Regions from separate parts of the Homo sapiens genome. Here regions 1 and 3 are each linked to region 2. A link is a contact called in ENCODE Hi-C or POLR2A ChIA-PET data. All regions are on one chromosome and are shown on one strand. The core of a region is the stretch at or near the end of the contact, and the rest is flanking DNA. Distances in the headings are between cores, read along the strand shown.

Region 1 (2,978 bases), core at 190-2,689, 1.0 Mb before region 2:
GCGATTAGTTTGGTACACTTGGTTCAGCAGCCTGGGGAATGTGGGGAGATGTGTGCCTGCACAGTATCAACGTTATCAGCTGCCCTGTTCATGTCGCCTCTCCCTGAAGGACACTTTCATAACACAGTAACACTTAGGAGAAGGTTCCCCTCCTTTACTTCTGTTTCTCTGCTGATAAACAAATGTCAGGCATCTTCCTGGATCCGGGCCCTGATTCACTAAGTTACTGTATATCCATTGCCCTTTTTTGTCCTCCAAACACTGAGCTCTCAGTGCTCTTCTGGCTGGATCCAGATTGTGAAGATTACAGCCCCACTGGTTCCTTTCAGGACTTGGGGGCCCAACATTCCATCTCCAGGGCCTCAAGGAGCCTTCCATTCCTGATGGGTTCCCAATTACCGTGTTTCTGGTGCTACCAGACAAAAGAGAAGGCCCTGTTTTGACCCAGAGCCCTATAGCTGTGCCCTGATGGGAGATGGGAATTTTGATGTCTGACAACCTGATCAACAGCGTGACTCCTAGACCGAGTGAACCGTGGTCCGTCCACGAGCCTTCATCACTAGAGGAAAAACGGAGATGAATGATTATGACGCTTGAAGCAACGAACCTCTGCAAGTAGGAGGGTCCGGAAGGTTATTCCGGAATCACTGGGCAAGGTGAAGGGCAGGGCTGCGTAAGCGAAAGCGTCTGCTCAGTGCAGGGCAGCATAAACTCTGCAACATAAAAAGAGGGAAGCTGAGCTCTGGCATCATCTTGCGGGTTGCAGTTCCCGGCAACAGGGCTGGCTCCAGAGCAGAAGCGCAACCCGTCATCTTCCTGCGGGCCGCAGCCATAGGTGGAGAAAGGTGGTACCACAAGGCTCTCCCACTGGATGACGGTGACGCGCAATAAGCAGATGATTGCAGAGGCTCCTGTCAAATGGGTGCAGAGAAAAGGGAAGTGGGGAGAGGAGGAGGGACCTAGAAATGGCACTGCAACGATCCTGGAATAAAAACGAGGGGCCACAGTCAGAAATGACAAACGCCTCCACCTTGAAACGCAACCCCTAGCCCATTTATCCAATTTGCCTCTGATAACTGCTTTTAATATGTTGTAAATCCCATTAAAGCAGGAGAGAATAAATGAAAGCAGTCCCCTACCAGGTTCTAATTTTCATTCTCCTTTAGCATTGTCTTAAATAACAAGGACACCCTAAAAATCAAGTCCACCCTGTTTAGCTGTGGCAAGCGCTAAAAACCGTTAAGTTCGTTGAAACACTACTCTCCAAACCAGAGTAGGCTTCCAGGTTTCTCTGCAGAGCAGAAAGGAGGCTGTGGTTGTGTCCATGACTTTGCTTCCTTGGTTAGTACGGTGACGTGCAGCGCCAGGGCCTGGGCCTGGGCTCGGGCTCCCACCCGCGTGGCGCCGCAGTCCTGGCGAGCCCCGAGCGCTCTGTCCCCGGTGACCAGCAGGCGGCGCTATCTCCAGGCCGCAGCCGCCGCCCCGCCCGCCACGAAGGCCACTTCCGCCGCGGCCCGGCGAGCGCGCCCCCGCCACGCCCTGCTGTTTAGAAGCGGCCTTTCTTCACATATCGCTGTCCGCGAAAGTTTCTGAACTCTTGTGACAATTAATGCTGTTTGAAAACCTCCCTCTTGGGTCTTTTGGAAGAGTGGACATCCTAAAAAAAATTTTCTTTTTGGAGACGGAGTATTGCTTTTGTTGCCCAGGCTGGAGTGCACTGGCGCGATCTCGGCTCACTGCAACCTCCGCCTCCCAGATTCAAGCGATTCTCCTGCCTCAGACTCCCGAGTATTTGGGATTACAGGCACCCGCCACCACGCCCATCTGATTTTTGTATTTTTAGTAGAGACGGGGTTTCACCATGTTGGTCAGGCTGGTCTCGAATTCCTGTCCTCGTGATCCGCCCGCCTCGGCCTCCCAAAGTGCTGGGATTACAGGCGTGAGCGACTGCGCCCGGCCAAAAAAAAAAAAAAAATTAATTTGGGATTGCGTAATCAAAAAGTCTTTTAGACATCTCAAATGCATTGCAACTTATTCGAATAAAAAGGGCTCCTGACACGGACAAAAAGGCAGTATAGGTTGAAAATTAGAATGCTTAAAAAAAAAAAAAATTCCCCTTCCTGTTAGTTCCAGATTTTTCTGCAAGCTTGGAGGACAGCTCGCGAAAATTCAGCTGGGGCGCCATCTGCTGGACGCGCCGCGCCGCTGCAAGGCCCTTTCCGGAAAGGTGTCGGGGTTGCAGGTCAGCGCCCCATTTTTTGTCCAGGAGAGACTCGCTGGCACCTTGGCTGGACCAGGCTGGGCGCAGTGGCTCACACCTGTAATCCCAACACTTTGGGAGGCCGAGGCAGGTGGATCACCTGAGGTCAGGAGTTTGAGACCAGTCTGGCCAACATGGTGAAACCCCGTCTCTACTAAAAATACAAAGAGTAGCTGGGCCTGGTGGTGCGCGCCTGTAATTCCAGCTACTCGGGAGGCTGAGGCAGAATTGCTTGAACCTGGCAGGCGAAAGTTACAGTTCGCCTGGGAGGCGAAAGTTGCACTCCAGCCTGGGTGACAGGGTGAGACTCGGTCTCAAAAAAAAAAAAAAAAAAATCTTACATAGTTTTTAAAAAATAAAAAGAGACCAGGCTGACTCTCTGCAAGAAAGTGGCCTGTGTTGAGGAGCCCTCGGGCCTCAATGAGTCGTCATTTGTTACATTGCTGGTCTCTGAGGAAAACCTGAGGCTCAACTCATTTAATTTCCTCCACCGGCCCACGGGCACAGGGCTACAAACTAAAACTATGCTTTCCATCAGTGCACACAGCGGGTTTCAGGGACAGAAATCACAATGTGCTTATTCTGAATGCTTCTGATTTTGCTGAATGGGAGGAGTTTCCAAGGTGAAGAGGGTGACAGAAATGAAATTAATCTGGGAGTAGGGAGATGTTAAAATGTGGCCTTGCCACGGTTTGATATAAGATCATGAAGCCCTGCC
Region 2 (2,973 bases), core at 312-2,811:
ACGTTTGGCACTTTGAATCTACAGTAGGACTGACATGAAAGGCACTCAATATTTTGTCCAAAGAATGAAATAAGTTCCTAAACTAATTACCTAGTACATTATATGTTGTTCTATCAATGCAAAACAAGAAAACATATATGAACACACACTTTTTTTTGCCTTCTTTCACGCCAACTCTATAATTTTTTGAAGATCTATCTAAAACGTGATCATCCTGCACCCAGGTTATACCTCTACAGGAACTTAGAACATGTTGTTAGGGGTCATGTTCTTTTGTGTCTACATCATACCTCAGAAGAAAGGATTGGTGTTATTTCATGGCTCCTGAAATATTTAGCATTTGTGAATAGTATTGGTAACCAAGCAGATAAAAGGTACTGTGTTAAACCATTTAAATCAAGAGCAAAAGAAAGAATACTTAATGCAAAAGAAAACCTCTCCCCAAAATGGGCATTGCCTTAAAAACTGATAACTCCCTAATTACCTTTGACTAACCTGAAAAGTCAAGTCAATTGAACCATCTGGATTAGGCAGATCTGGATTAGGCAGACTTATCTTTTATTTTTATTTATTTATTTATTTTTTTGTAGAGACAAGGGTCTCGCTAAGTTGCCTTGGCTGGTCTCAAACACCTGGGCTCAAGCGATCCTCCCGCCTCAGTTTCCCAAAGTGTTGGGATTATAGGCGTGAGCCACTGCGCCCGTCCAAGGCAGACTTTTGAAAGCTGGAATTAGGTGCAAGACAATAGTAGTTCAAATATCTCTCACCAGGATCAGCTAAACCGTTCTTGCAAGCATCAGTAAGGAGGCTAGGAAGGGTGCCAGATGGTTCGTTCCTAGCAGCTACAACTTCAAGCTTTAGTATGTGTAGCCAGGGGTGTACAATTACCTTACATTAACACCAACATATGTCGGGGGCAAGTGCCAGCGATATATACACGATAGCGATTCGGGGATGACACATCGGCTGCAAGGACTGCTATATTCTCAACATTCCTCAAAAGGGTGTAAGTGTCTTAAACAGAGTTCAGCTGGCGTAATGGAAGGGAGAAAAAATCGAAAAGAGAGGGAATGGCTGAAAATGAAGGAAAAAGAACAGTTGAATATTACAGTATTTCCCTGGAAGGAGGGTATTTGGAGTTTTAATGAATTGTCACCTTCCTCCACCACACCAGAAAGTATACAGTTAGAATGCAGTGTTCTCGGTGGGAGAGGACGGGGTATTTGCAGCTCCCGCCCTTGGGCAGCAAAGGCTCAGCCCGACATAAGCACTCCCCACCCAGCGCAGGCCCCAGAAGTGAGGAAAGAACGGAGGATCAGCGTCCCTCGACCCCTTATCTCGAGGGGGAGGGACTCACACTCCTTGCACTCCCCCCGCCCCAAAAGTCGAAGGAGAAAGAGGGTGTGGAGAGAAGCCGGGGTCTTCCCGCACTCTCCGGTTGTGGAGAGAGAAGGCCCTTACCTGGCTAAAAGCCGCCTTTCCTCTGCGCTGCTACCAGCCCTGTCACAGGTCCCGGCGCTCTACCTAGCGCACCTGTCGCGACCAAGCTGCTAACACCTACTGCTCCTGCGGCCCCGCCCCGGACCCCGCCCACCGCCGCGGGGGCGCGCACGCCAGACAGCCTCCCGTGCGGCCTCGGGCTGAGCGTGCGCGCCACCGGCTACGTGCCCAGCGCTCGCGTCTGCTCCAGTCGCTCTGGCGGTGCGGGGCGCTGGCGACGGGACAGGGTTTTTGCTGCCCGGGGCCTAGTCTACCTCGGCACGCTTTTCTCTGAAGGAGACACGCACTTGCACGACGTGGGCCTCTGTGCAGCTCTACTTTGTCCTTAACTCCTCTGACTCAACGTTATCGCAGTTTGACTCTGGAGCCACTCAGGTTTTTCCTAAGCTCAACTCTAGCCAGCTAGGTTCCTGGTGCTTTGGGGGTAAGTTGTGTGCAGGGAGGGTGTTTTACAGGAGGCTGTGTGGTGTAGTGGAAAAAGCTGAATTAAGTACATTAATCCTGAAAACGGTTTGACAAGGGCAGATGACGTCCAAGTTCTCCAACAGCTGTTTTTACTCCTCCATTCAGAATAGGAGCTGTGCTAATGGTTTGGAGACCGTCAATTGGCCTAGCACTTGGCCATCCTGCCCCCAAATTCTTGTCCCAGTTCCGTGCCAGCTGCATGATGCCTTTTGATAGTATCCTTCTTTCCTGTACCTCAAGCATAGTAGGGTTTCAGACCACAAGTTTTCTGAAGCTTTTCGGAATTCATGCAGCTTGATGCGTTATTAGTAGGGGCTGCTCGTGGGAAAACGCTTGTAATTACACTTCCTCAAGAAGTTAATGAAAATGTGTGAGAAGAGAGATTTCCAACAGGTGATGAATATGCCAGCCAGTTATTCCCTTCTTCCTTCAAATATCCAGCCTAGACTGATTTCTGGATAGGTATTGTAGAAATAAAAATTTCAGACAAAACAAACTTAGATTTTGAATCGGACAACAGTCAGAACCAAAAGAGGCTCAGACACCCCTGCTCTAGCTGCCCAGGCATCAAACTTTATAGGCTGAACACGAAAGTAAAGAAATTTGATTGGCTACAGCTAAGCGTTTGCCTTATTTGGGTATGGTCACATGGGAGGTCCCTAATTATATAACCACTTGGCTGGTTGTCTGTTTGTGATTGGTTGAAACTCCATTCAAAATCAGGTACAAGGGGCCGGGCGCGGTGGCTCACACCTGTAATCCCAGCACTTTGGGAGGCTGAGGCAGGCGGATCCCCTGAGGTTAGGAGTTCGAGACCAGCCTAGCCAACATGGCGAAGCACCGTCTCCACTAAAAATACAAAAATTAGCCGGACGTGGTGGTAAGTGCCTGTAATCCCAGCTACTCGGGAGGCTGAGGCACGAGAATGACTTGAACCCGGGAAGTGGAGATTGCAGTGAGCAGAGATCTCGCCACTGCACTCCAGCCTGGATGAGAGAACGAGACTCC
Region 3 (2,735 bases), core at 154-2,653, 1.7 Mb after region 2:
TGTCTTCAGCTTTATTTTTTCCGGATATGACGATGGGAGTTCTTCAGGTTGGTGAAACTTAGAAGGTGAGAATTCCATTTAAGCAACTGTTCTCCCTATCTCTTGGCCATCCTTTCCACCCCTAGATCTCAGATGGTGAAGCTGTGCTTAGAGAGGTTCAAACCTTGCCCAAGTTTTCACAGCTAGTTAGTAGGAAGCAGAATTCAGATCCAGAATTCTCTGGCTGCAAAAATTCTGCCCTTTCCTTTATATCAAGTTCTTTCTCAAGCTAAAGAAACTGACCTCTTTTCAGAAAGATACGGAGTGATTTGTTTACTTTCTTAAGCATTTCTTCTAGATTTGAAAGTAACATTTATTTGAAAAATATTTAGAAATTATTGAAATGTTAAAAGTAAAAAAATTATGGCAATAACTACTGTTACTATTGGGTAAATATCCTTCCAGTCTTTTTTTCCTATAAACACATATTATCAGTACAATTTGAATAATACTGTAAACAGTGTTGCATTTTGCTTTTTTAATTTAACATTATCTTGTAAGCATTTTCTCATGTCAATAGTTTTTGTAAACAGGATTTTAAATTACTAAATAATGTTCCATCATATGGATGGGCCATAATTTAACATTTTCTATTATTGTCTACTTAGTTTCTACCTTTTTTACAATGATAAATATACAGTTAACATTTTTCATAAACATCTGTCCTCTTATTATTTCTTGAGGACAGGGGACAATACTGGGTAAATGGATATGAAGATTTTAAGGCATTTGATGCATAATGCCAATTGTTTACCAAAAGGGTTCTACCTACCAGCCCAATCAGAGTGCCTCACACGGCACCCTCACCCATACTGTCATCAATAAAGAGCTTTGCTATGTTCTGAAAAGGCGCGTGCCGCGATTCCATCACACAGGCTGCCGCGTCCAGAGGATGGCAGGGGGCGAGGCGAGGCAGGGAAACCAGTTAGGAGACCGCGGCGATGATCCCAGGGGACGCGCTGGGGGCTTGAGGCTAGGCGCAGGGATGGAGGAACTGGAACACGCACGGGATTCGTAGAATATTCGACGGGGGCGGGGGATCGACTCTGATAAGATAATTCTGCACTGCGTGGGGTGCAGGAGAGGGAGGAGACTGCACGTTCGGCTCCGGCCTCCTCCGCGCCGGGCTCGGCACCGATCCGCGAAGTTGGCCGAGGCGTGAGCCCCGCCCACCCCTTTAACAGGGACACTCCCCTTTAAGGCGGGCGCCCGCGCGCGCCCCGGCCCCGCCCTTCGGGGGCGCGCGCGGCGGCCGCGGCGCCGGCTCCGCCGGGAGCGCACGTGCAGGCGCCGGGCGGAGGAGAGGGAGGCGGGAGCCGGGCCGCGGGAGGAGGGGAGGCGCCGGGGGCGCGCGCGCGCGCGCTGGGCGCTGCTGGGCTGCGGCGGCGGCGGCGGCGGCGGTGGTTACTATGGCGGAGTCGGCCGGAGCCTCCTCCTTCTTCCCCCTTGTTGTCCTCCTGCTCGCCGGCAGCGGCGGGTCCGGGCCCCGGGGGGTCCAGGGTGAGTCCTGGGACGGGGGGCGGGGGCCGGGATGGAGAGGGCCCGGCAAGGGCGAGGCCTCGAGCCGCGGCCGCTGGACTACAGCGCGCCCCCTCCCCACGAGCACAATATGGCCGGGTGGGGGGCGCAGAGGAGTCGGGGTGACCCCCAGTCAGCTTCCCCGATCTCCGAGGCGCAGCCGCCCGGCGGCGACGGAGCTCACGCCGGGCCCCTGGGGACCCGAGCCCTGTTCCAGGCGGAACTGGATTCGGGCAGTTCTCAGGGGTCGCGCTCCCAGCGCCCTCGTGTTCCAGAGAGGGGAGTCTGAGCCTCCAGCTCCAAGATTTGGAGGTCCGTGGTTTCTGCCCTTCACCGTGTCCAGGGGCGGGGGGCTTTCTTCCCTCCCTCCAGGTGCTCCTGGGGGGCGTCTTTCTCCCGCCAAGACTGTGGGGTTCGGGCGGTGGGGTCTTAGCCTCTCCGAGGGAACCTGATGTTGAGAGTCCGCGCACCTCAGACTGTAGGGGAAGGGGTCTCTAACCTTTCCTTCAGGTCCTGCACTTGGCGTGTTTCTTCCCCTCCCTCCACTGCCTCCCTAATGTTCTGGGAAAGGGAGTCACATTTCCCCTTCACTCAATCCCTTGAGTTCAGTGGGGCAATCCCCCCTCCGCCCTCCGGCACTCATGCCCCGTGGAGGCTATTTGGAGGAAGTGGGACGAACAGGCCCCTAAACCTTTTTGGAGCCTGGCTTTGGAATCCCTAACCCTATGGAACCGAGTTCCCCAAGGGTTGATGTGAATCTAGGTGTATTTGCTTTCCTCCTCGCCTCCCCCACCCTACCCCGGGGGGCCCATTCAGTTAATCACTTTGTGGATGCCTTTCAGGTGAAATCCTGGAACCTGTCTCCAAACCCCCAAGATTATTTAAAGATCCCACCACTGGACTGTATTCCCGGCCCTTGGTCAGTACTTATTTACCTTCCTACACGATGCCTCTTCCCAGCCCGCCCACCCTCACACACCCCTTACCTCCCAATCCCCACAGTCTGCGGCTCGCCTTATACCACCCCCCCACTCTCCTCTCTGTAGAAGCGGGTACCTTTTTGCGGGACACTTCGCTGGCTGTGTTGTTTTTGAGGCTTTGGGGGCTGAGAAGAGCAGATGAAACCCTAAAATATTTCATTTAAGAGAGTCTTGGCGAATGTGTTTTGGCCTTGGGGT

The links. A loop is a pair of places that touch in the nucleus more often than their neighbours do. ChIA-PET counts read pairs that join two places held with the same protein, here RNA polymerase II (POLR2A). Pooled maps may share reads with other maps.
Region 1: a loop to region 2 is called in a pooled map, with 4 times the contacts of the local background. The contact joins the enhancer-like site here to the promoter of LIMA1 in region 2. A Hi-C loop is called at or near these places in 3 of 50 pooled maps.
Region 3: a map of CD4-positive, alpha-beta T cell shows a loop between it and region 2 (12-fold over the local background). The contact joins the promoter of ACVR1B here to the promoter of LIMA1 in region 2. A Hi-C loop is called at or near these places in 3 of 168 maps with a recorded cell type or tissue (CD4-positive, alpha-beta T cell, CD4-positive, alpha-beta memory T cell and CD8-positive, alpha-beta T cell) and 7 of 50 pooled maps. POLR2A ChIA-PET finds 5 or more read pairs at or near these places in 1 of 52 experiments (T-cell).

What each region holds. Positions count from the first base shown.
Region 1 is chr12:49,233,157-49,236,134 of GRCh38, forward strand. It overlaps a transcript of TUBA1C not described here. Among named protein-coding and RNA genes, the nearest start is that of TUBA1C, 30 kb to the right of the region's middle. RefSeq lists a silencer at 1,321-1,610. Within about 2 kb of position 1,440, at least 36 of the 41 ENCODE cell types and tissues checked have a DNase peak (open chromatin) inside an H3K27ac peak, as active enhancers do.
Region 2 is chr12:50,281,959-50,284,931 of GRCh38, forward strand. LIMA1 (LIM domain and actin binding 1) reads right to left here and starts at 1,562. Exons shown (of 11, transcript NM_016357.5): 1 at 1,462-1,562. It overlaps LOC107984505 (a long non-coding RNA gene), which reads left to right and starts at 1,663. Exons shown (of 2, transcript XR_001749144.2): 1 at 1,663-1,924. RefSeq lists a silencer at 1,473-1,782.
Region 3 is chr12:51,950,296-51,953,030 of GRCh38, forward strand. It overlaps ACVR1B (activin A receptor type 1B), which reads left to right and starts at 1,404. Exons shown (of 9, transcript NM_004302.5): 1 at 1,404-1,539. The coding sequence starts at 1,449. RefSeq lists an enhancer at 1,182-1,801 and silencers at 1,259-1,318, 1,349-1,398.